6 separate regions of the Homo sapiens genome follow, and regions 1, 2, 3, 5 and 6 are each linked to region 4. The links are chromatin contacts, found by Hi-C or POLR2A ChIA-PET in ENCODE. All regions are on one chromosome and are shown on one strand. Each heading gives the region's core, a stretch centred on a gene start or an enhancer-like site at or near the end of the contact. The rest is flanking DNA. Distances are from core to core; before and after follow the strand shown.

Evidence for each region. Hi-C counts contacts between places; a loop is a spot of excess contacts on that map. ChIA-PET counts read pairs that join two places held with the same protein, here RNA polymerase II (POLR2A). Pooled maps may share reads with other maps.
Region 1: a map of naive thymus-derived CD4-positive, alpha-beta T cell shows a loop between it and region 4 (4-fold over the local background). The contact joins two enhancer-like sites. A Hi-C loop is called at or near these places in 2 of 168 maps with a recorded cell type or tissue (endothelial cell of umbilical vein and naive thymus-derived CD4-positive, alpha-beta T cell) and 3 of 50 pooled maps.
Region 2: a map with no recorded cell type shows a loop between it and region 4 (2.1-fold over the local background). The contact joins two enhancer-like sites. A Hi-C loop is called at or near these places in 1 of 37 single-sample maps with no recorded cell type. POLR2A ChIA-PET finds 5 or more read pairs at or near these places in 1 of 52 experiments (T-cell).
Region 3: a map of CD4-positive, alpha-beta T cell shows a loop between it and region 4 (3-fold over the local background). The contact joins two enhancer-like sites. A Hi-C loop is called at or near these places in 3 of 168 maps with a recorded cell type or tissue (CD4-positive, alpha-beta T cell, OCI-LY7 and naive thymus-derived CD4-positive, alpha-beta T cell) and 12 of 50 pooled maps. POLR2A ChIA-PET finds 5 or more read pairs at or near these places in 7 of 52 experiments (Caco-2, H1, MCF 10A and 4 more).
Region 5: a map of CD8-positive, alpha-beta T cell shows a loop between it and region 4 (24-fold over the local background). The contact joins the promoter of FCHO2-DT here to the enhancer-like site in region 4. A Hi-C loop is called at or near these places in 3 of 168 maps with a recorded cell type or tissue (CD4-positive, alpha-beta T cell, CD8-positive, alpha-beta T cell and naive thymus-derived CD4-positive, alpha-beta T cell) and 9 of 50 pooled maps. POLR2A ChIA-PET finds 5 or more read pairs at or near these places in 1 of 52 experiments (activated B cell).
Region 6: a map of CD8-positive, alpha-beta T cell shows a loop between it and region 4 (4-fold over the local background). The contact joins two enhancer-like sites. A Hi-C loop is called at or near these places in 1 of 168 maps with a recorded cell type or tissue (CD8-positive, alpha-beta T cell) and 11 of 50 pooled maps. POLR2A ChIA-PET finds 5 or more read pairs at or near these places in 2 of 52 experiments (GM10248 and GM12878).

What each region holds. Positions count from the first base shown.
Region 1 is chr5:71,756,278-71,760,608 of GRCh38, reverse strand. It overlaps the pseudogene LOC100422013. Among named protein-coding and RNA genes, the nearest start is that of CARTPT, 39 kb to the right of the region's middle. Within about 2 kb of position 2,633, at least 3 of the 41 ENCODE cell types and tissues checked have a DNase peak (open chromatin) inside an H3K27ac peak, as active enhancers do.
Region 2 is chr5:71,630,057-71,634,470 of GRCh38, reverse strand. It overlaps MCCC2 (methylcrotonyl-CoA carboxylase subunit 2), which reads right to left. Exons shown (of 17, transcript NM_022132.5): 8 at 2,286-2,350. Among named protein-coding and RNA genes, the nearest start is that of MCCC2, 45 kb to the right of the region's middle. Within about 2 kb of position 3,146, at least 3 of the 41 ENCODE cell types and tissues checked have a DNase peak (open chromatin) inside an H3K27ac peak, as active enhancers do.
Region 3 is chr5:72,840,088-72,844,542 of GRCh38, reverse strand. All of the region lies in intron 1 of TNPO1 (transportin 1), which reads right to left. Among named protein-coding and RNA genes, the nearest start is that of TNPO1, 26 kb to the right of the region's middle. Within about 2 kb of position 1,527, at least 4 of the 41 ENCODE cell types and tissues checked have a DNase peak (open chromatin) inside an H3K27ac peak, as active enhancers do.
Region 4 is chr5:72,306,822-72,311,270 of GRCh38, reverse strand. All of the region lies in intron 2 of MRPS27 (mitochondrial ribosomal protein S27), which reads left to right. Among named protein-coding and RNA genes, the nearest start is that of MRPS27, 11 kb to the left of the region's middle. RefSeq lists a silencer at 2,570-2,859 and an enhancer at 2,910-3,159. Within about 2 kb of position 2,855, at least 40 of the 41 ENCODE cell types and tissues checked have a DNase peak (open chromatin) inside an H3K27ac peak, as active enhancers do; they include CD4-positive, alpha-beta T cell and CD8-positive, alpha-beta T cell, where a contact is called at or near this core.
Region 5 is chr5:72,954,363-72,958,385 of GRCh38, reverse strand. FCHO2-DT (FCHO2 divergent transcript) reads left to right here and starts at 2,502. Exons shown (of 2, transcript NR_186392.1): 1 at 2,502-3,372. FCHO2 (FCH and mu domain containing endocytic adaptor 2) reads right to left here and starts at 2,345. Exons shown (of 26, transcript NM_138782.3): 1 at 2,257-2,345. The coding sequence starts at 2,289. RefSeq lists a silencer at 1,753-2,452.
Region 6 is chr5:71,599,367-71,603,375 of GRCh38, reverse strand. MCCC2 (methylcrotonyl-CoA carboxylase subunit 2) reads right to left here. Exons shown (of 17, transcript NM_022132.5): 4 at 3,616-3,717; 5 at 743-870. Among named protein-coding and RNA genes, the nearest start is that of MCCC2, 14 kb to the right of the region's middle. Within about 2 kb of position 1,560, at least 19 of the 41 ENCODE cell types and tissues checked have a DNase peak (open chromatin) inside an H3K27ac peak, as active enhancers do; they include CD8-positive, alpha-beta T cell, where a contact is called at or near this core.

The DNA.
Region 1 (4,331 bases), core at 1,384-3,883, 550 kb after region 4:
CTTTTGAATGTGTTTGCTCTTGCTTTTCTAGTACTGGTACCAAAACAGAGATATAGACCAATGGACAGAATAGACCCCTCAGAAATAATGCCGCATATCTACAACTATCTCATCTTTGACAAACCTGACAAAAACAAGAAATAGGGAAAGGATTCCCTATTTAATAAATGGTGCTGGGAAAACTGGCTAGCCATATGTAGAAAGCTGAAACTGGATCCCTTCCTTACACCTTATACAAAAATCAATTCAAGATGGATTAAAGACTTAAACGTTAGACCTAAAACCATAAAAACCCTAGAAGAAAACCTAGGCAATACCATTCAGGACATAGACATGGGCAAGGACTTCATGTCTAAAACACCAAAAGCAATGGCAACAAAAGCCAAAATTGACAAATGGGATCTAATTAAACTAAAGAGCTTCTGCACAGCAAAAGAAACTACCATCAGAGTGAACAGGCAACCTACAGAATGGGAGAAAATTTTTGCAACCTACTCATCTGACAAAGGGCTAATATCCAGAATCTACAATGAACTAAAACAAATTTACAAGAAAAAAACAAACAACCCCATCAAAAAGTGGGCGAAGGACATGAACAGACACTTCTCAAAAGAAGACGTTTATGCAGCCAAAAAACACATGAAAAAATGCTCATCATCACTGGCCATCAGAGAAATGCAAATCAAAACCACAATTAGATAACATCTCACACCAGTTAGAATGGCGATCATTAAAAAGTCAGGAAACAACAGGTGCTGGAGAGGATGTGGAGAAATAGGAACACTTTTACACTGTTGGTGGGACTGTAAACTAGTTCAACCATTGTGGAAGTCAGTGTGGCGATTCCTCAGGGATCTAGAACTAGAAATACCATTTGACCCAGCCATCCCATTAGTGGGTATATACCCAAAGGATTATAAATCATGCTGCTATAAAGACACATGCACACGTATGTTTATAGCGGCACTATTCACAATAGCAAAGACTTGGAACCAACCTAAATGTCCAACAACGATAGACTGGATTAAGAAAATGTGGCACATATACACCATGGAATACTATGCAGCCATAAAAAATGATGAGTTCATGTCCTTTGCAGGGACATGGATGAAACTGGAAACCATCATTCTCAGCAAACTATCGCAAGGACAAAAAACCAAACACCTCATGTTCTCACTCATAGGTGGGAATTGAACAATGAGAACACATGGACACAGGAAGGGGAACATCACACACCAGGGACTGTTATGGGGTGGGGTGAGAGGGGAGGGATAGCATTAGGAGATATACCTAATGCTAAATGACGAGTTAATGGGTGCAGCACACCAACATGGCACATGTATACATATGTAACAAACCTGCACGTTGTGCACATGTACCCTAGAACTTAAAGTATAATAATAATAAAATTTAAAAAAAAAAGATGGGCAAAGGACCTGAGAAGACATTTCTCAAAAAAAAAAAAAAAAAAAGACATACAAATGGCCAGCAGGTATATTTTACAATGCTCACTTCACTCACTAATCATCAGGGAAAGGCAAATCAAACCCACAGTGAGATACCATCTCACATCTGTTAGAATGTTTATTATCAAATATATGAAATATAACAAGTGTTGGTAAGAATGTGATGAAAAGGGAACCCTTGTACACTGTTGGTGAGAATGTAAATTAGTATAACCATCATGGAAAACCGTATTGAGCTTCCTCAAATATTAAAAATAGAACTACCACATGATCCAGCAATCCCACTACTGGGTGTACATCCAAAGGAAGTGAAATCAGTATGTCTCAGAGACATCTGCATTTCCATGTTCATTGCAGCACTATTTACAATAGCCAAGTTAAGGAATCAACCTCAGTGTTCACCAGTGGATGAATGGGTGAAGAAAATGTGGTATATATACACAATAGAACATGATTCTGCTTTGAAAAGAAGAAAATCTTGTCATTTGTAACAACATGGATCAACCTGAAAGACATTATGCTAAGTGGAATAAGCCAGGCCCAGAAAGACAAATACTGCATGAGAGGTTCCATTTATATGTGGAATCTCAAAAAGTAGAACTCATGGAAGTAGAGAGTAGAATGGTGGTTGCCAGGGGCTGGAGGGCAGGGAAGTGGGGGTCTGTCTGGGGACACACAAAGTTTCAGTTAGATAAGAGGAATAAGCTCAAGAGATCTATTGCACATCATGTTGACTATAGTTAATAATAATATATTGCATATTTGAAGTTTGCTAAGAGAGTAGAGTTTAAGTTTTCAGCACAAAAAAAAATGCTAAGCATGTGAGGTACTGCATACGTTAATCTACTTGATTCAGCTATACCATAATGTTTACGTATATCAAGACATCATGTTATACACCATAAGCATATACAAGTTTTATTTGTCAATTTAGAAAATAAAAAATCACAGCTGAAACACCTATATGGCTTGGGTAGATCCTGTCCCTGACTGCGGTGTTCTCTTTCTGCTGCAGAGGGCAGTGGAAGACCAGTCTCTTCGGTGCCTGGCCTCAGCATTTTAGAGCAGGACTACTCAGAACTGCGTCAAGGCCAGCGTTCAACGTGACAACTCTTTCTTCCACGGCAGGTTCATCGTGAGGTTAAAGACCCATGACCCCAGAGACTGGGCCTGTTTCCCTGCTCTTCCCATATGAATCAGACATTAAAAGCAAGAGCTGCTAAAATAAAAATGATTAAGCCCTGCCAAGTCTGTGATTCTGGAAGTGGTGAATATGACGTTTCTTAGGGGTGGGGGTTCTGGGGATACGTCTACAAGTAAGTCCTCTTCCTGTCTGTGGCACAGCCTTCTTCACACCCAAGAGGGGCACCTTTATTCCTTTCCACACACACAAGATTTTAACCGTAGCTGCTTTCCTTAGAATAATGCCTCTCATGCTAAACAGATTCCTCACTATCGTCTCACTTTCCAGCTGAGAACTGGTGGCCCTGCATCCAGAGCAGGCACATGGCTCCAGAACGGCTCTGGACACTGCTGTGGATCCAAGCAGCAACTACCCTCTTGCTGTTGTTACTAGTTGATACTTTGCAGAAATGGCATCAGACCCCTCCTATGGATCTTGACTTTCCTGTTGTTCAGTCGGCAGTGGGTTGCAGATACTTTTCATGCAGCTTTACGAACCTATGGATCTGCCTCATCCTCTGCACCTGTTGTACCCATTCCCTATGTGCTCACATTAAAGTGCTCCCCTGCCAATGAATATTTGGGCTGTTTCTATTCTGGGTTGTTTTTTATTTTTAATTTTTGTAGGTACATAGTGGGTGTATATATTTATGGGGTACATGAGATATTTTGACACAGGCATGCAATGTGTAATAATCACATCATGGTAAATAAGGTATCCATCTCCTCAAACATTTATCCTTTGTGTTACAAACAATCCAATTACACATTTTTAGTTATTTTAATGTAGAATTAAATTATTTTTTACTATAGTCACTCTGTTGTGCTAGAAAATACTAGGTCTTACTCATTCTTTCTATTTTTTGTACCCATTAACCCTCCTCACTTCCTCCACCTCCCCCTACTACTCTTCCCAGTCTCTGGTAACCATCCTACTCCCTAGCTCCATGAGTACAATTGTTTTAATTTTTAGCTCCCACAAATAAATAAGAATATGCAAAGCTTGTCTTTCTGTGCCTGGCTTGTGGTTTTTTGTTTGTTTGTTTGTTTGTTTGTTTTACAGAGTCTCACTCTGTCACCCAGGCTGGAGCGCAGTGGCATGATCTCAGCTCACCGCAACCTCTGCCTCCCAGGTTCAAGCAATTCTCCTGCCTCAGCCTCCTGAGTAGCTGGGATTACAGGTGAGCACCACCACACCTGGCTAATTTTTGTATTTTTAGTAGAGACAGGGTTTCACCATGTTGGCCAGGCTGGTCTCAAACTCCTGGCCTCAAGTGATCTGCCCACCTTAGCCTCCCAAAGGGCTGGGATTACAGGTGTGAGCCACCAGGCCCAGCTGATTGTTTCTAGTTTTTATTATCATAAATAATATTGCACTGAATAGCTGCACATCTGTAAATATTTTGCCACAGTACGTTCTAAGAAGTAAAATTGCTGGACATAAGATATACAACTTTAAAATTTCAATATGATTTTAAGCCTCTCTCCACCTGACCTTGGGCATGATGAGCAGATGGAAAAAGGTCCACAGAGCCCAGCAGCAACATGTCTAGGACACCTCCGCCTGCACAGGGGGCAGAGCCTGTTCCCTTGAGAGTTTCTGAAGTGGGCTCCACAACAGATTTTTAAAAACCCTCAGTGGACAAAAGTCTACTCACGCTGCTTTGGTAGAATTGGACATAG
Region 2 (4,414 bases), core at 1,897-4,396, 680 kb after region 4:
TTCTGGCCTCTCATTTCTGAGAGAACTCTGAGCCCCCTCCCTACAAAGTTACACTGACAGTAAGCCATCACAGGCAACAAATGAAAAGGCTTGAATACATTGGCCCTTGGATTATGGGTAAAAATCGGAACTAGTAAAACGGTTCTGTGGCAGGGGCCATGGAAGTTCCTGTTCAATTTCAAGTGCAGTGAATGAAGTACGGGCTTGCTCTGGTTATTAGTCCTGTCCCAATTAGATGGCCTGTTATTTCAATAGTAGATAAATGTAGATAAACTATGACTTTCTAATAAAGTATTTAAAACTCTGTAAAGTCAGTCAAAAATACATACCTGAAAAAAATAATTTGTTCATTTTATGAGTAAGGACTAAGCTGCTGCAATCTAAATTTTTATGGCTTGCCTGGGAAAACACCAAACTCCTTGGGAGACATATCTTAGAGCTAGGCTCTCAGTGATTTCATGACACTCTACTTTAGGACTGGGAGTTCCTGAGTAAAAGCAGAGACCACGTTTACTCTTTTTCATAGCCCACAGATGCCTCACAAATGGTAGATCTTTTTCAGTTTCTTTAATTTAATACAACATTTTATCATGTTATGACTGACCATATATTTTAAATGCTTCATACATAATACCAGTTATAAATGCTGACTTATAACTACACTGTCAGAAGTCAAATAGAAGCAGAAGGAACAGCTTCTAAATCAGTAAATATTTAAAATAAAATGCTTTTTTATGAAAACTGTCTAGTATTTACCAAAACAGCAGGAAAGGAAAACCTTCAATGATACACTGTATATATAAGTCTTTGTGTCAAATTAGCTCTTAAGGATGACTTAAGAGAGGTATAAAGATGCATTTGAGAGAACACAGAGCCACTTGTGACTAATAAATTTCATGGTACTTTCCAAAAAAAAAAATTCATCACCCCCAATCATTTCCTCACAATTTTAAACAGGTTATTATGAATAACAGTAATAGAGTTATTACTGTTATATGTAGTAGATGCTGTGTTATGAGGCAGGCACTATTCACAATTTTCACTTTATCTATGAGGAAATGAGACTCAGATAGGGTAAGCAGTTTGTCTAAGTCCCAAGGGGAATAGGGGAGGCAAACGGAAGTTAAATTCCAGAATCTACACCCTTAACATAATATATTGCCTACAGCTTTACTTTTTTTAAATAGTCAAACTGCTTAAAAATTTAGTCCAGGTGCAGTGGCTCACTCCTGTAATCCCAGCACTTCGGAAGGGCAAGGCAGGAGGACTGCTTGAGGCAAGGAGTTTTAAACCAACCTGAGCAATACAGTGAGACACCTGTTTCTACAAAAAATAAAAATATATATATATATATATATATATATATATATATATATATAAAACTGAAAAAAAAACCCTCCTCCTCAATTGTTTCCCAATTACTCCTAAAAAAAAAAAGTCTAAAACCTTTATTGAGCAACTATGATGACAAACAAGAAAATAATCATAATGGCAACCAACATTTATAGCTAACTTATCAAAAGCAGGTATAGTTTCATTCTAAAGCAATCCACATGTATTGTATCTCATTGACTTCTGACAACATTCTAGGAGGTAGAGGGTCTTCTTACCCCTGCACTCTAACCTAACATGGTCAGGCCAACAATGTGACGAAGCCAGCTCACAGCTAACTCACAAGAGCCAACTACGTGCATCTGTGTCTGATTCCACATAGAGGCATCATGTTGGCAGCCTGAAATCAGCCATGGTGGGATCACTCATACCACAGAAATTGGCAAATGCCACAGATCGGGGCATTTTTTCCTCCCCAGAGAACCAGTTACTAAACATTTAACTGTACACCCCAGGGCAGACCCACCTCCTCTATGCTCTTCCCTCTTCTCCTTTGTAAGCCTTATCGCGTATCAGCCACATTTACATAATTTTGTGCAATTACTTGCAATTGCCCACCTCCCTGACTAGAATATAAGGTCCTCGAAGTCAAAGATAGTATCTACCTCTTACCTCAGGCACCCAGAACAGTGCCTGCTACATAACAGGTGCCCAATGAATGTTTGTCAAATAAATAAGAAACCTGTCTCTCCAGTCCTTCTTGGCTGATGCTCTAGCTTGGAAATGCAACTCTACAGTTCAAAGAATTGAACATTAAACCAGCAGATCAAGAACAAATAAACTGTGGTGTGGTCTGGCAAGTTTAGCACTGGAAACAAATACGTAAAACTTCTTTTAAACAAACAAACAAAATGACACTCAATCCCGGAAAGAAACAACCATTTCTGTTTCACCTGCAATGAAGATCAGCACCTCCAAGATCCTCAGCAGATACTTCTTCCCCAGTTGCCGCTTTAACCTACAACAAGGATAAAAATCATCAGTGAAATCGGTCCATCAGACATATAAAAATGCTTCCCCAACATGCACAACTCCTCACCTGACTATACCTGTACTTTTTCTTCCATAGAACTAAAGAACACTGTGCTTTCTCATTCATGCACCTAGGAAACCTGGAGACTATTATCTTTACTCTTACAGGTGAAAAATCTAAGCCCAGAGTCACAAAGAACTTGCTTACAGTCCATAGCAAGCAATGGAGTCTCATTTGAGCCCACACGTTTCCAGCTTGAAAGACCTGGCCGGGCGCGGTGGCTCACGCCTGTAATCCCAGCACTTTGGGAGGCCGAGGCGGGTGGATCATGAGGTCAGGAGATCGAGACCATGCTGGCTAACAAGGTGAAACCCCGTCTCTACTAAAAATACAAAAAATTAGCTGGGCGCGGTGGCGGGCGCCTGTAGTCCCAGCTACTCGGGAGGCTGAGGCAGGAGAATGGCGTGAACCCGGGAAGCGGAGCTTGCAGTGAGCCGAGATTGCGCCACTGCAGTCCGGCCTGGGCGACAGAGCGAGACTCCGTCTCAAAAAAAAAAAAAAAAAAAAGAAGAAAGACCTGAAAGGCCATCCTCTTTCCCTATGTCATGCTGCCCTGACACATGTGGTCAAGACTTTGTGTCTGTGTGTGTGTTCCTCCCACTGCCTGGGATCTCTTCTTCTCACCTACCTGACGAATTCCCACTTACCCTTCAAGTCCCACCTCAAGTTGCCTCCTCTACACAGCTTTCCTGACCCGCCCAGGCCTTCTCCATGGTATTAATAGAGGACTGCCTGCCTATCCACGGTCCAAGGGCATTGCACTTACACCTCCAACACGGCATGTGTCAGAATGTAGTTCAGTAATGTGCATGTTATGTCTGTCATCTCCTCTATGCTGTGAATTCCTTGGTGGCAGGAACTGTGATTTATTCATCTTTGAATACTCAATAACATGCTGAAAAATTCCATTTACTATCACAAACTCTGCATAGGAAAGAGAGGTAGGAAAAAAATCTCCAAGATTACCTAAACCTAAGATCTAGCAGAATGTGGCCAAAAAGAAACAAACTCCAGTAATAAATTAAGAATAACTTAATTATAGCCAGAGAAATTCTACCAGGAAAAAGAAAGAAAAATAATTTAAGGCTAAATGCCAATCCAACCCCTTAGGAATTATTTATTGATTCCTATTTCTTTGAAGAAAAAGAAACAAATTAATCAACTCAAATAAGAAAAGCTTTTATTAGAATAATGAACATTAATCTAAAATATAGCACAGAGAGGTTGAAGGTAAAGAAAAAGTCTTTCTTGAGGGGAGCCCTGAAACAAAAAGAAAAAAGAAAAGAAAATACAGCATAGAAACAACTTATTACTCTCTACATCAAAAGCTTTGTCTTAAATATCCTTCTGCAGAGAGAGTTAGTTAAAATTTTCACCTCCAATTATTCCACCCCCAGAACTAAATTCTTGGTTCTTTTCCTTCCAAAACATTTAGTGTAAAATAACATTCAGTCCAGACAATAACAAATTATAAGAGGTGTCTGGATATTTAAAGTTGCAAAAAGGAATAAACAACAGATAAATTATATTTATTTTCAGGGATCTGACTAATATCAACCAAAAAAAAAAATAAGAATTTGTCATCAGTTAATATTTATTGAACACCCACAACGTTTGATAGTGTGATAGGTGCAAAGATGATAGAAGTCAAAGAGAAAATTAAAACAGCTCATTTGACTAAATGACAAGTTCAAAAGATAAACAAAAGACAGGAGAACAAAAAGCGCCTTCAAAAACTTGTCTTACTATCTGTTTTTTTCAACTACTCTAAGCTACTAAAAGCTACAGCACTACACCCCACACTACGTGCAAACCCTTCAAAGCCCTTTCTCAACATTCGGTCAAGCGTGCGTCAGAATTTAGAATTCTCTAAAGGATGAGGCTGCTGCTACTGCCTTTTTCTCCCTGTGAACATGGTCTTTCAAAGGTGGATTGCTGGATGGGGTCCAGTTCTCCAACAGAACTTCAGGCTTCCCTGGCTGCCAAGTG
Region 3 (4,455 bases), core at 278-2,777, 530 kb before region 4:
GAAGTCTCTTCATCATCTGGTTCATCACCTTCAAAGACAATTTTATCTATGACTCAACTTCCAACTTTATGCTCCATCATCTTTTCCTGCACCTCTCCTACCTCTGAGCCTTTGCATAGGGATTTCCTGCTGGGAATGCCCTCCTTAAACCTGACCAATTGGCAAACTCCTTCTCACTCTTTAGAGCTACCCTCATTCACTGATTTTCCAAATATTTATTGAGAGTCTTTCTTGGCACTATGATTGATACTGGATACTATTTCTCTTCTGTGTCATTATTCCAAGATCTCCTCACAAGACTTAAGTGTATTTTTCATTACAGATCTATGGTTTATAGCTATTTCCATTCTAGAAACTGTCATATTGTATTATAATTATTTCTAGGTCTGTCCTGGCAATAGATCACAAGTTCCTTGAGAGCAGGGACAGTGTCTTTTCACTCTCTTTGCCTGGCAGAGTCCGATTCAACAAATACTTGTTGAATAAACGCTATTGTTGTTGCTATTAATTCAACTGAGTAACTATTAAGTAGAACTACCATGTGCTCAGTGAATTTTGGAGATTCAAAGATAAGTAAAATATAGTTTGTTTTTATCCTCACTAAGTTCTCATTTGGTGAGAGAGGCAGATGACCTGTCAATGAATAAAGTATATGGTAAAGTACAATAGGAAAAGAGAGAAAAGCAAATACATTCCACCAGGAGACAGAGATGCATTTTCCCCCCATCTGGTTCAATTAAAATTTTTTCCATCTAATTTCAACTAAATTCAAAGTTAGATGTTTCTATCTATATGCTGAATCACTATGAATGTGAGAAATGTTGCTATTAGTGACGTCATTTCCCAAAATGGTAAACAACTCTTGGTAGAGATCCAAACAAAACAAGGTACAATTGTCCTTCAATAACATAGTAGTTTTTTGTTTTTTGGGTTTGTTTTTTTTTTTTTTGAGACGGAATCTTGCTCTGTCACCCAGGCTGGAGTGCAGTGGTGCGATCTCGGCTCACTGCAACGTCCGCCTCTCAGGTTCAAACAATTCTCCTGCCTCAGCCTCCCGAGTAGCTGGGATTACAGGTGTGTGCTAGCACGCTCGGTTAATTTTTGAATTTTTAGCAGAGACAGGGTTTCACCATGTTGTCCAGGCTGGTCTGGAACTCCTGACCTCAAGTGATCTGCCCGCCTCAGCCTCCTAAAGTGCTGGGATTACAGGCGTGAGCCACCCTGCCTGGCCATAGTTTTTATTCCTAGAAAATTCAACATATATTAAAACTCTGCAAAAAGTTCCACATGTATATGTAAAATTGAGTTAGGCTCTTGGCTCTGATATCTATAAACAGATTTCTTACACCTTTGTGACTATCTAACAAGACATTTACAAGTCATACAAAGCTAGGACAATTCTTCATGGTGAACATCTAGCACTCTCAGCCCTGCCCAGTAAATGACAAGAGCACCTCCCAGTCACTAGGACACCTCCAGAGAGCAGCACTGCCTCAGTGGAGAATGACTATGGTAAATGACTAAGGGCTGTGAAAACATTATGCTAACCCAGTTAGGAGGTCAAGAAAGGACTTCCTTGAGGAAGTGACTCTTTATCAGAAATCTAACAGGAATTATCAAAAAGCAAAAGTGAGGCTAGGAGGACCTCATAGATGATGTTAAGAAGCTTGGACTATCTTAAGGATAATACAAAGCTTGTGAAAGGGGTTTAAATTGATAAAAAACATGATCAAAGTCTGGAAAAGAATTAATCCTCCTAGACATGGGGAAGGAGAGGTTCATCTTTTGTTCTATAGCTTTAATATTAGGTTAATTTTTAGAATGTGTCATATTTCAATAAAAATGATTTTTAAAACCCATCAGTTTGCAATGAGGGCAGGAGGAGCCATAGGAAGACCTAACTGTCCAATCTGCATATAAAATGGAATTCCAGTTTGTTAGGGGAAGGGCAGTCCTGTTTCACAGAGAGCCAAGATGCTACCAAAAACTCTGGTACTTAAATATTGAAGACTTAAACACATGCACTATTTTGTTAGTAATAGTGATAGCTAATATTTTTGAGTGCCAAGCAGTGTTCTAAGCACTTCACAACTCTATGATGCTGCTCTATTAATTACATTTTACAAATAAGTACATTGAGGCACAGAGAAGTTACTTGCCTAAGGTTGGTCAGCTAGTAAATGCCAAAGCCATGATTCAAACCCAACTAATCTGGCTCCAGTGTCCAGTCTGGAAGCCCCTGATATACTGCCTTTCCAAAAGAAACATCAATCTCCATAAACTGGGAAACTACTCATAAATACAACCATGTGCATACGAAAGAACATATATTTTGATACCTTTGTGGTGAGGTAAAAGAGAAAAGTAAAATCACACTTCACCATCATAAAAGTCATAATAGATCTAAAAAACCAGTAGTATGTATATAGTATGACAATATAATAAAAATGAGGTATTCTCATAGCATTGAGTAAATGAGTTAAAAACATTCTAAATATAATCTTCACAACACCCCTCTGTTGTAAGTAGGTAGCAAGTATTATTTTTATTTGACAAGCAGATAAATCAAAACAGCTTAAGAAATTTGCTGAATCATTTGCTGAATGTGAATCAGATATGTAGACTTCCACAGAAAATCTCTCTTATACTGTTTTTTTTTTTTACAGAAAAATGCTATGATGAGCAAGGAGAAAAAAAATCAGAGCTATCCAATGATCTAAAAAGAGCATGCTATTTAAAGAATACAATTATTTAATAAAACTTTCATGAGAAATTGAACCAAAGTTCAGGTATGAAGGGAAAGAAGGAAAAGTTTACAGGCACCTAATGATGAATCAAAACGTTGACAAACTTGTTAAATTATAGCTATCAGTGGAACTAGAAAGTCCTTTAAGAAAGTCTATAGGCTGGGCGCGGTGGCTCATTCCTGTAATCCCAGCACTTTGGGAAGCCGAGGCGGGCGGATCACAAGGTCATGAGTTCGAGACCTGGTGAAACCCCGTCTCTACTAAAAAAATACAAAAATTAGCCAGGCGTGGTGGCATGCCCCTGTAATCTCAGCTACTTAGGAGGCTGAGGCATGAGAATTGCTTGAACCTGGGAGGTGGAAAAAAAAGTCTATAATGAGCCGGGCGCGGTGGCTCACGCCTGTATTCCAGCACTTTGGGAGGCTGAGGCGGGTGGATCGCCTGAGGTCAGGAGTTCGAGACCAGCCTGGCCAACATGGTGAAACCCCATCTCTACTAAAAATACAAAACATTAGCTGGGTGTGGTAGCGGGCGCCTGTAATCCCTACTAGGGAGGCTGAGGCAGGAGAATCTCTTGAACCAAGGAGGTGGAGCTTGCAGTGAGCCAAGATTGTGCCATTGCACTCCAGCCTGGGCAACAAGAGGGAAATTCGGTCTCCAAAAAAAAAAAAAAAAAGAGAGAGAGTCTAAAACCAGAGGTTATGGATCAAGAAGGAAGAGAAAAAAATGCAAAACTAACTGTTGAGCTCATATTAGTTACGGAAATGAGCTCAACTAGATTAGAAGGACAGGGACCATAACTCATGTTACACAGTGCTAGGCACATGGGGTTTAAATCATCCTCGATTGAGACTGATGGGTAAATCATCTAGTTCACCACTTGAAAATAGGCTAAGACGTTAAAATTTTAACTTTCTGGCATTACAAAGTTATTGTCATCTAGGAGTTTAGAGATTAACAGAACACAGAAAATGGAAAATAGGTACTAAGGAAAGTTTGAATAAATGTATGCTTAGAGTGTCTTTTCTGGAAGAACTTTGAAGATGACTAGACATGCTTACTAAATGCTAGTTAAAGTTTACAAATCAACATTAAAAAAAAGAGTGTGGTATCAAATTGAGTGATAAGAAGGAAAGCTTGATCTCAAAATTTGACCCAATCTATAACCAGACACTTCCTATACTTTAGCCCATTTAATATTCACAACAGCACTATGAGGTAGATGTTAACTCCATTTTATATTAACCGAGGTTCAGAGAGGTTAAGTAGCTTGCCCAGCTAGTATGTGGCAGATTAGGCATTCAAAACCAAACCTGTGTGATTCCAAAGTCTGAACCATGCCTACTAATAACAGCAACCCTGTTATCATTAATGGGTCCTTCCATGTGCCAGTTATTATGTTAAATTCTTTAAATACATGATCTCATTTAATTCCATGAATATGTACTATAATTATCTCCATTTTACAGAAGAGGAACAGGCTTAAGAGAACTTAAGCAATGTGTCCAAGATCACACAGTAATGAACAAAGCGAGGACTCAAGCCCAGATGCACCCAACTCCAGAGCCCATGCACTGAACTACTACTCTGCCATATTATTCTCATTCTGCCACCCCACGAACATGTGACTAACCCTTAGAGAACTTAACAGTGGGCAGACTATGAGCGGTCTGCGTTATACAACTCTTTCCCTTTCTATTCCATGCAT
Region 4 (4,449 bases), core at 1,606-4,105:
TTATCCTGAATACTTCAATGTACATTACCTGAGATAAGGACATTCTATTGTATAATCATAGCACAGTTACCAACTTCGGAAATTTTGACATTAATATAATACTTTACTATTCATATCCCAGTTTTGGGAATTGACCCAATAATAGGGTCTCTCATAGCATTTTTCCTCTTCCAGTACAGGATGCTGTCTAGAATCATAGTTCCTTATCCTTTCTTTGTTTCTTATGACATTGTCCTATATATTTTTAAAGAACCCAATCTCTTTTTTTAAATAGAATATTCCTCTTTCTTGGATTTTTCTGCTATTTTCTCATTGTTATGCTTCCCCAGCCAGAATACTCTCAGTGATGTTGTGCCCCTGCCAGGGTATCACATGTGGACATACCTGATATCATATGCCTTCACTGGTGATGTCAGTTTTGATCACCTAGTCAACTGTGTCTGATTTCTCCACTGCAGAGTTACTGTTTTTCTCCCTTCTGATTAATAGGCTATTCTCGGAGAGAGACTTTAATGTAATGCAAATATGTTGTTTATCAAAAGTTTGCTCTTAGATTTGGCATCCATTCATGGCTTTAGCCTGAATCAATCTTTACTATAATGGTTGCAAAGTAATGATTTTCCAACTCTGAAAATTTCTCCAGATTTACTAGCTAACACTCAGTATTCTACTATAAGCAAGAACTCTTCCTTTTCTCTCATTTCTTTCTCATTTATCTGTTTATTATCATGCATTATGTTTAAATCATCAATTTGTGAATTTTTTAAATGATTCATTACCCTTCTCAATTATTTTGGTGGTCTAAATATCCCAGACTTGGCTGATAGAAGCCCTTTCAAGCTGGCTTCCATTTTCCCCCACCCCCCTCTTTTTTGATAACTTACTTTCTCTCATATAACAAGGTGTTTCAGGCTCACTGTGTACCCTTCCTGGCCTAGCCCTGGAATCAACCATTTCTCCAAGGAGCTCTGGTTACTTTTGGTGAGGAATGGCATTAGAAACCAAGATCTAGGTGCTAGGTGTCCTTTTGCTACTGTGAAATTTTTGCTTCTTGGCCCATTCAGTGAACAGTTCTGGAAAAAAAATGAATGCACATACACATAAACATACATGTACACATATGCATATACATATACTATATATATTTTGCAGATAATGAGTTCACACCAATCCCAAGTTCATCCCTATGGGATTCTTCTTGCCTTGCTCCAGTCCATATTTGTATCTCCCGTCTTCCATACTGACAGCCCTGGCTCCCACTAGAGACAGTGTTTTGATGTACGGGACAGTCTCAGCATTGCAGGTCATCTGAATTCCCTGTTTTCTGTCCATTAAGTGCCAGTAATGCCTTTCAGTCATTGTGACAATCAAGACCAACTTCCACATATCCTAAAATGCTCTGTAGGGCCAATACTATACTGTTCTAGTGATCAGACCAGTATGGACTCATAGTTATACAGCAAGGCGTGTTCGGATGTGCCATATGTGAATTATAAGCAAAGTGCAGTGAAGTACAGATAAGGGAATGACGAATTCCAGGAAAGCTTATTAACACTTTCCTAGGTATGTAGGGAAGATTAGGAAATGAGGCCACTAGGTTTGGTGTCTTGGTGTTGGGTATAGTCAGTCACACAAATCCAGGGAACATTGTCATGGATACCTGAGTAAGCAGTAACTGTTTGCCAAATAATGAGTATAATAATCTGCAGCGGGGCAGCACGCAGTGGCACACGCCTATAATCCCAGCACTTTGGGAGGCTGAGGTAGGCAGATCAAGTCAGGAGTTCAAGACCAGCCTGGACAACATGGTGAAACCCCGCCTCTACTAAAATTACAAAATAGCCGGGCGTGGTGGCGCACACCTGTAATCCCAGCTACAATGGAGGCTGAAGCAGGAGAATCGCTCGAACCCGGGAGGCAGAGGTTGCAGTGAGCCAGAGATCACGCCGCTGCACTACAGCCTGGGCGACAGAGCTGACTCTGTCTCAAAAAAAAAAAAGTCTGCAATGAGTAAATATCACATAGAGACATTTGTTCCCTTTCCTCAGTTAAGACTAGTTTTCTTGGAAAAGCAGTACTAGCCACCATTTACTGAATTTTTCCTGCCACCGAGACAGCTGTCCCCTCTGCCTAGAATATCTTTGTATATCCTGAATCTCTCCAGTCAGAATCGATGTTTCCTGCCCTATATTCTTTCAGCACTTTGTGCCTTCCTTGTGTATGATGTGCTGAAGTCTGCACTTGGGAGGCCGACTTCTGGGTGTCAGTCCCAGTTCTGCGGCTTTCAGCTGTCACACTCGGTTTCTGTGCCTATAAATTAGAGATGATGGTAATGCCTGCCTCTCCGTCTGACATGCAGGTGCTTCAGAAATATGTGCACTGAGGAGTCCCTAAGCCCCTTGTTTTTAGCCCTCTATAAAACGTGTGAGGTGAAATAATGTTTTGGAACTCACACTGCTTGGAACAAAGAAAGCTTTTGAGACTTTTTCCTACTGTGTACTGGAAGGTAATTATTGCCGCTTTTTTCAAAATGGACATTGTTTTCGGTTTTACTCGACGACACTACTTGTTTTCCCTCATTTTTATTTGAGCGTTTGGGTTGAGCTACTGGCACTTAGCAGGGAGGCCGCATGGTAGGGAGAGCGCCCGTGGCTCCAGCTCTGGAGATGGGACAGTAGGTGGCAGTGTGGCCCCTGCGGGAATCCGCCGCCCCGCGGGTGGAACGCGGCGAGTGGGCGCGGGGCTGTCGGGTAGCGTGCGCGCGCAGGGCCGCGCCCAGCATGTGGAGCGCTGTGATTGGGCGCCGCCAGCCGGAGGGCCGTGAGGTGCTCAAAGCGGGCTCGCTGATTGGGGGACGGAGGAGGGCCGATATGAGGCTTTCGCCGCTCCCATCCCCATTGGAGATCGAGGCAGCAAGGGACACTGCGGCGTGTGGGTGTGGGCTTCATGTGCCAGAGCGCCGTCTCCCCTGAGCCGTGCCCTGCCGGGGAGTACGGCGAGAGAGAGGTTCTGGCCTCTCGGAGTGGGCTTGCGGTTCCGGTGCCCCCTCTCTTCGTCCTCGTGGCTGATTGTGCCAGAGAGCTCCTCGGGGAGGGCCCTAGCGTGAGGGCAGTTTCCCAGCGCCGGGGCCGCGGTGGACGCCAATGCAGCTGTCTAGGACCTGCGCCCGCGGTGCGTCCAGAGGGCCCCGGCGCGAACGTCAGAACGCCGCCCCGTTCCGCGCTCTCAGCAGCCAGCCAGGGCCGCTGCCAGTTCCACCGTGGAGAGGAGGAAACCGGGCGAGAGCCTCACTTTCCTTTCCGCCCAAAAAGCTTTCTCAGTGATTGCTGTAGTACCTGAGATTCTACCATAGGATCTTCCGCCTACATTAAAGTAGTCGATTTCTTCTTTAAAATACTTTTTTATTGGAGTATAATATACATACTGAAAAGTGTGCAAGTCGTAATATAGACATTGATGAATTACCACAAAGCGAGTAAACCTGTGTAGGAAGCAAGAGCATTCCTACCGCTCCAGAAGCCCTTATTGCGGCCCCCACTTAGTCTCTCCAAAGGTAACCGGTATCCTGACTTCTAACGCCACAGATTTTTTTTTTTTAGTGTTTTAACATTTGAAGGTGTAGACACCTTGGTATAAGGAGCCCCCTTTACCCATCACCTGGCTTCAACAATTATCAGCTCTTAGTCTTTATTTTATCTTTATTACTGTTTCCCCATCCCGATGCTTTGGATAATTTTGAAGGAGATCCCAGGCAGTAAGTCATTTCATCCGTAAATATTTTGATACAGATCTCCAAAAGACAAGGGTGCTTTTCAATACCATTATCACACCTAAAATATTAATAGGGTTGTAAATATCACGAAATATCCAGTTAGTGTTCAGATATCCCTGATACTCTCTTTCTTATTTTATTTTATTTTCTTAGAGCCTTGCTCTTGTCGCCCAGGTTGGAGTGCAATGGCACGATCTCAGCTCGCTTAAACCTCCTCCTCCCAGGTTCAAGCGATTCTCCTGCCTCAGCCTCCCGAGAAGCTGGGATTACAGGCGCCCGCCACCATGCCCGGCTAATTTTTGTATTTTTAGCAGAGATGGGGTCTTGCCTTTTTGGTCATGCTGGTCTCGAACTCGTGACCTCGTGATCCGCCCACCTCGGCCTCCCCAAGTGCTGGGATTACAGGCGTGAGCCACCGCTCCTGGCTCAGGTATCCCTGATACTCTCAAATTTTTTTTTTTATGATTTGGTTGAATCAGGATTCAAATAAAGCCTCGTATAATACAATTGGTTGCTATGTGCCCCCGTTAACTCTTTCTGAATCTTTTTAATAGAAACATACAGAAGTAGAGAGAGTAGAATAAACCCCTGTGTACTGTCACCCAGCTCCAGCAATTATCAATTCCCTACCAGTGTTGTTTCATCAACTCCCCACCTGTTCACCAGATTACTTTTTA
Region 5 (4,023 bases), core at 1,253-3,752, 650 kb before region 4:
AAGTTATACCTTTCCCTTGCACCATACACAAAAATTAACTTCAAATGGATCATAGAACTAAACAGAAGAAGTAAAACTATAAAACCCTTACAAGAAAACAAGAAAAAAGGCGTAATTTTTGGGTTAGGCAAATAATTTTTGGGTTAGATGCAATAAAAGCACAAGTAATAGAAAAAAATAGATAAGATGGACTTCACCAAGACTTCACGAGAAATAAAAACTTATGAGTTACTTCAAAGAGCAGCATCAAGAAAATGAAAAGGCAGGCCACAGAATGGGAGAAAATGTTTGCACATTATGTATCAGATAAGGTGTGTATCCAGAATATTAAAAAAAAAAAAACTCTTACAACTCAATTATAAAAAAAGACAACCCAATTTTTAAATGGGCAATTAATCTAAATAGACATTTCTCCAAAGAAAATATAAAAATAGGCAATAAGCACATTAACTGTGATGTTAAGCATCAAAGAAACGCAAATCGAACCACAATAAAATATTAATACTACTTCACGTTCACTCACTATATTATAATAAAAAGGACAAATAAGTGTTCGTGAGCATGTGGAGAGGAACCCTCAGATATTGCTGGTGGGATTGTAAAATGCTACAACCACTTCAGAATAGTATGGCAGTTCCTCAAAATGTTAAACATAGAGCTACGATTTGACCCAGGAATCCCATTCCCAAAAGAAATGAAAACATATGTTCACACAAAAACTTGTACAAAAATGTTCATGCAGCATTATTCATAACCCAAAAGTGGGAACAACCAGATGTCCATCACTGATTGGATAAATATTAATAAAATGTGGAATGGAATATTATTTGACCATAAAAAGGAATTAGTAGTGATACATGCTACATCATGGATAAACTTTGAGAACATTATGCTAAGTGAAAGAAACTGGTCACCATGGCCCCATTTATAGGATATGTCCAGACTAGACAAATGCAGAGAGGCAGAAAATACATTAGTTGCCTAGGCCTGGGGCAGGGGGAAAATGGGGAGTGACTGCTAATGGGTCTAGGGATTCTTTCTGGGATAACGAAATTGTTGTAAAACTGATATGGTGATGTTTACACAACTCTATGAACATATGAAAAAACCTCTGAATTGTACTACACTTTAAATGAGTGTATTGGTACGGAAATGTGAACTCAATAAAGCTGTTTAAAAAACAAAACACCTAAGGTCTAGTATATACGTTCTTTGTGGAAAACAAGGTACATTCAAGACAAATAAATAACTATGAACTGATCTGATTACTAACCAAGACCATGCTTGAGGCACTTAGAATTAAGAATTTAACATACATTCCTTACTAGCTAAAAGATTACCCCTTTAAATATGTCTAAATCTCAACGAAAATGGACCTGCAGTACTTGCAACTGTCAGGGCATAAAATGGGATTCACGAAAGATACCTGAGTAAACACGTTCCTTTCCTGTACATGGCTGAACTGTACTTCCCATTACAAAAAAAAAAACAATAACTGCAGAAAAATACTCCACCGGGAGCCGGAGAAATTCTCAAAGAAGAATCTAATACTGAGCTAAGACAAGGGGTGGAAAGAATGAGGAAGGGGAAGGAGCACAGAGTAGGGGGAGGTCTCCATGCATTTAAGCCCAAGGAGTCCAGTTACATTAAATCCAACTTTTAAACGCTTTGTGAACAGGCCCAGAGGCAAAGTCCTGGGCGCAAACCCACGAGCCGAGCTGCGAGGCTGAGAGGAAGTGCTAGTCCAGCCCAACCCCGCACTGGATTTGGTGTGGAAACCGTCAGAGGTAAAAGGGATCGCTCAGATGGGGGGCCCGCGGTGAGGGCAGGAGGCAAAACCCCACCGCCCGGCGCTCCCAGCCAGCGCGCAGCGGGAGGCGGCTGTGCCGCGGGCCCGTCCTTCGCGTCCGAGCTGCCGCGCACGCCCCGCGCGGAGCGCGGCACCGGGAGCCTCCGGTGGGGCTGGGTCCCGTCTCCCGCCCCATCCGGCGCTTTGTCCCAGCCCCGGTGGCCGGCGGCCCCGCTGCGGGCCCCCGGGCCGCGGTGACAGCCCCCGTCCCCATAGGGCTGCGAGCCCGGGAGTCCCTATAGGCTGGCGACCGGTCGCCCGCCGGACCTCACCCAGGCGGGACGCGGCAGGAGGACGCTCGCCCTGCCGGAGGGGCCGCCGCCGCCGCCCGAAGCGCACGCAGGCCAAGCTCAGGCGCCAAAAGCCTTGGACTTCGAAACACACGACTTCCAACATCCTAAGCTTACCCAAAAATTCTCGACGAAATACGCCATGACCATCGTGCCGCCGCCGCGCCGGGTTCCGCGTCCGCGCCCGCCCGCCGCTGTGTAAACACGGCCCGGCCCCCACAGCACCCCCGCCTTTCGCCGCCGCCGCCTTCTTCCCAGAGACCGGCCCGCACCTTCCAGGGCGCATGCGCCACCTAGCGGCTGCCGCAGCTGGGCGAGCACTTAGACGCCACGGCCACGGTGTGCGCATGCGCCCTGTCCCCATTCTCGGGTGTTGGTAGATCTCTCTGCATCCCGGGCGCGGCTGGGTTGAGTGTTCTCTTAGGAATGGTGGAGAACTGGGTCCTTGAGGAGTCACCGGGGAGACTGCTCGCACTGTTTGTGGTGCGACGGGCACTGGCCCAGGGACAGAGGGAAGAGAAGGGCCAGCCAGCGGCAGTGGAGTCGGCAGGCTGGCTGCCCACTCGCTTTCTCTCCTCACAAGACTCGCTTCCCCGGCCTTCGAGGATCTCGAACGGACTATAGTCTGGACTCGCTGGGCTGGAGGAAACTTGGCCGCTGGCCACCCGGAGGAGACTGAGAAGCCTTTGGTCAACAGGGCGCCTTTCCTTGAACCAAAACAAAACTTTCCGAAGCCGGAAAGGAAACGCCCAGTGTCGCCTGAGAGCCCTGGAGCTGCGCGAGACCCAGGCACTGAGTGCGGCCTCGGCCTCTGACCTCTAACACGCCGGGAACAAACCAGCTGGGGCGGCCCGCAGGCCTGCGGGAGCGGAATGTGACCCGAAACCGACGGACTTCCTGACCCATAGTCCATAGTTCTCTTCAGCAACTTGAACATTTTGGAAAAAGAAACAAGTCTTAACATGCCACGACCTAATGGAAAAACTAAATCCCCTTCCTACACCTTGCTTTCCAAAAGTTAAAAAAAAATAGTTAAACGCTATTAGAGGTCTCAAGTTCACTGTCACCAGATCAGCTAGGTCCAGAATCTTCAGTTCTTGAAGCCAAGCCCTACAAATAGATTTATTGTAGCATATCACACCTCTTCAGGTGACTTAAAACAATGAGAATTCATGAGAAATTATCTTCATCCTCAAGTAAAAATCATGAGGTGCCTTTCACATGGATGAAATTGTAAGTGCTTGTTGAACAAGGAATAATTGGATAATGGTATTGTGGTCATACTTTTTAAGAATATCTGTTAGAAAGATATAGGATGCAGAACATCTAGGATTTGCTGAAAGTCATTTATTATGGATAGGGGTATGAGTAAGGTCATAGATGAAAAGGGATGAAACAAGATTGGCCATAGTTGCTCTATTTTTGTGTATCTTGTTTCTTTATTTTGTTTCTTTAAAAAGTCCTCATATCACTGACATTTACACTTAGTTTTAGGGAAAGTCAAATTTAGAAATAAGCTACAGCTCTCTAAGCTATCGGTCTAACTGGATTTTTCTCGATGCTGAAGAACTTTTTAAAAAATTCAGCCATCTAGGTCACACAGCAAATACATTTGGCATTAAATTCCTAGTATCACTAAAGTACTCCCTCCCACCGCCGCGCCCCCCCCCTTCCCCCCGCACCCTTAGACCTGGGCAAGAGAGACTTCTATCCTGGACTCCATGCTTTAAAGGAACTTACATATCACACACACACATTAATTTAAAAAAAAATAGGTGCCCCTGCCGCTTGTGATCTGATACTGAACACTGGCTCATAACCATAAATTCCCTCTCCCAGTGAAGAACACTATTCAGGCCCCAGGAAAACTCTTCTTCCTATCTT
Region 6 (4,009 bases), core at 311-2,810, 710 kb after region 4:
GGCACGATTTCAGCTCACTGCAAGCTCCGCCTCCCAGGTTCACACCATTCTCCTGCCTCAGCCTCCCAAGTAGCTGGGACTACAGCTGCCTGCCACCACGCTCGGCTAATTTTTTGTATTTTTTTTTAGTAGAGACGAGGTTTCAGTGTGTTAGCCAGGATGGTCTCCATCTCCTGACCTCATGATCCGCCTGCCTCGGCCTCCCAAAGTGCTGGGATTACAGGCGTGAGCCACCGCGCCCGGAGGAAAGGCCCATTTTAAACTGCTTTGCTTTCAGGTTCTTTGATTTAAATGTGTTTTAATTTCAAATATAAGTTTACTTTCACTGGAAATTAAATTTACTTTAAATTACATCTGCTCAAATTATATAATACTTGCACATTTAACTCAGTACCTGGCACTCAAGAGATCTATAAATACTTGCTACTATTTTTTTCATAGTATGATCCATAAAGTTAAAAGAAAAACAGGATCTAGAGAACAAAAAAAAAAAACCACACAACACATAGAGAAAAAAACTGGCATGCGTCAAAATGTATGAGTATTATGCACTAGTACTATGAACAGTTCTTGTTTACTTTCCCCCAGAGTTTTCAGCAAAGAACCTGTGTTTCCTTTATAATTACAGGAGAAATCAACAGGTTTATAAAATACCCATCCCAAATGTAATACATACAGCCTTCCAAACTATCTTGCATTTTACCAGCTAATAATAGTTTATTTTACCACTCTGGTGACTTGCCTAAGTAGATGCAGGGGAGCCTGTTTTGCATGGCAATTTCTTGGGCCCGTAATTGTTTTTTCACAGTCACTGGGTAGTAGGCACCTCCTTTGACGGTGGCATCATTGGCAATAATCATGCATTCTACTCTGAAAGGCAGAAATTTCATTGGAGAGAGAATTTAAGAGATTTCTTCAAAACTAATTACACTCATTACAAGATACCCCAATACAACCTTCAACTTCTAGTACGTATCACTATTAACATCCATTAGCAGACAGCAGTCTTAGGATATAAATGCAAACTTTAATCACAGTTCACATATTAATTTATATAATACAAAACAATTACTTCTAACAAGTTTATAAACTCACACTTGGTTTTTGAAAAGTCATCAGTCCTAGATTAGTAATAAAAAACTAACAACCTAAGCCTTGTGTCATAATGGTTCTTTGAATGAAAAGGTCCTAATAAGATGAAAATAATAATGAAAAAAAAAATCCAAGTCTCAAGGGAAAAGAATTCCCTCATAATAAACCTTCAAAGTCTCCTTTTAGGAGGGTATTTTGCAAAAATGAAAACTGACCTTTAGTACTAAGATTTATTTTTTGTATTCTTGTTCTTCAACATTACAGCCCCATGGTTTTCTACAAAACTAAATGTAGTCTAAAATATAACGTTCATCTTAACTGAAGTCAGAATGAATGCAAACTTTAATATACTAAAAACACATGAAAGGTATCCTGAGTCATCAACAGTGCCCTTTCTCACCAAAACCAGTTTATTGGGTATGAGTCACAAAGAGCAGGGCGGCCAACAACCACAGCTGGTTGGGGAAACTGTACAGCACTGGCAGGAAACCTTAAGGTCAGAGGTACCCTTGAAATCTGAGATGACAACAGTGTGCTCTTTACAAAATTCAATTTTCTTTATGTTTCTGATGTTTGTGTTACCTCACTTTATGCTGCCTACAACTCTAAAGAGTGAGTCATTAAATCCCTGCTGAAAATAGAGAACGGCAACTGAACACCCAGCACAGGGTAGTGTTGAGCTTCTCATACTAGGATATGTGGCCAGCAGGGCTCGCCACAAGACAAACAGGACTCTTCTTTGAGCATCAATTTTATTCCCTAGGTCATATAAAACCTTTTTCTGCACTGCAATGAACATTTTATAGAGTAGAATGCAAACTTTTAATGATTTAACATTAAACGAACTAGACTTCAAAGGAAATGTAGGCTTCTCATAGGTTGCTGGGCCATAACCTCACACTCCAGAGTGTGTGCTCATACTTCCTACCACTGGGGGTGCTACGCTAGAAAGTTTAAGAAGCTCTGGTACTGGAAAGAGGCCAGGCTGTGAAGTCAGACAAAGTTAGACTGAAATTCTGGCTCTGCCAACTTGTTAGTTATGTGACCATGGACAAGGGACATAGCCATATCTGCTTGTCTATTAAAGGTCACAGACTTGTTACAGAATGAGAAATCAAATTGGCCCACAAAAATACTAGATTGCATTTCTATTGGTTTTGCCTACCCAGCATCTATTATTTTGGCAACAAAACTAAACCTTCTTTCAGAAACTGCCTCTTATCTTTAATCCAGGTGGCTCAAGTAGGACTGACCCCAGAGCCTGCCTTAAAGGGGGGCACAGGGACCAGGTCTTTCTACCCAGAGTTCCCACTGAGGCTCGGCAATGGGACAGGCTCTAAGCCTAAGCAGATCTTGCCTTCCACTGCAGCTGCTAAACTTATAGAATATAAACCAGGAACTGCCTATGACCATCACTGCCTCTGGATTTAGAGAGGCTGCCTAGAAACAAAGCTGACACACAGCAAGTCAGGGCCAGGAGTAGAAAACAGCCTGGGACCTAGTAATACCTAAGACCATTTGAGCTCCCAGATACAGCCATGCCCAGACTCACCAGATAAGAGAATCAATATATCCTCTTTTTTGCTTAATTTGAGCAAATTCAGCTCATCTGTCATTTGTCAGAGAAAGAGTAGTGATGATATAAACCATTCAACAATTTTTATGTAAGAAAGGTCAATTTGAATTATAATAAAGGCCAGAGCAATGGCTCATGCTTGTGATCCCAGCACTTTGGGAGGCCAAGGCAGGAAGATCATTTGATGCCAGGAGTTTGAGGCTACAGTAAGCTATGATCATGTCACTGCACTCCAGCCTGGGCAACAGAGTAAGACCCCAACTCAAAAAAAAAAAATTATAATGATGTGCTAGCCTATATTCAACATCGTTTGAGCCCAGAAGTTCGAGATTAGCCTAGGCAACAGAGCGAGACACCATCTCTAAAAAAAACAAAAAAGGAAAAAAGAAAGAATTTATAATTAAGTACTACTTTATACCTATTAAATGACTGAATTTTTTTCAGCCATAATATCCAGTACTAGAGCATCTCTAGTTAAAAGATAAAGACTGGTCTCCTTCCTTGCCCTTGTCTCCATGGAAAGACATCTTTTTGTTTTTTTTTTGAGACGGAGTCTTGCTCTGTCACCAGGATGGAGTGCAGTGGCTCCATCTCAGCTCACTGCAACTTCTGCCTCCCAGGTTCAAGCGATTCTCCTGCCTCAGCCTCCCAAGTAGCTGGGACTACAGGCGTGTGCCACCATGCCGGCTTATTTTTTTATTTTTAGTAGAGACAGGGTTTCACCACATTGGCCAGCCTGATCTCAAACTCCTGACCTCAGGTGATCCACCCACCTCAGCCTCCCAAAGTGCTGGGATTACAGGCGTGAGCCACCACACCCAGCCAGTCCTACATAATATAAATAGCATACAAATCGCATGCTAATATGCAAAGTGAGTGCTGGATGCCTGTGCCTCATCAAAGTCTTCTTCTCAACCCACATTATGAAGCACAAGTAGAATACTCACCCTGATACTCTTCCAATGCCTGTAATAATGCCACCTCCTGGCACCTCCTCATTGTCATATAACTGGTAACCTGCAAACTGGGATAATTCCAGAAATGGAGACCTAAAGCGAAGAAAGGATGTTGTTTGAATTAATGTCATTAAAAACTACACATTTAAACAGTTACACATGGAAAAGGAAAAGATTTTTCCTCAATGGGACAATATTTCAAATACACATGTTGTATATAAAATCTATTTTTAAAAATCTAAAATGGGTGTGGTGGCTCAAGTCTGTAATCCCAGTTATTCAGGAGGCTGAGACAAGAGGACTGTTTGAGCCCAAGAGTTGGAGGCCAGCCAGGACAACATAGTGAGACCCCATCTCTTTTTTGTTGTTGTTGTTGTTTTTTGAG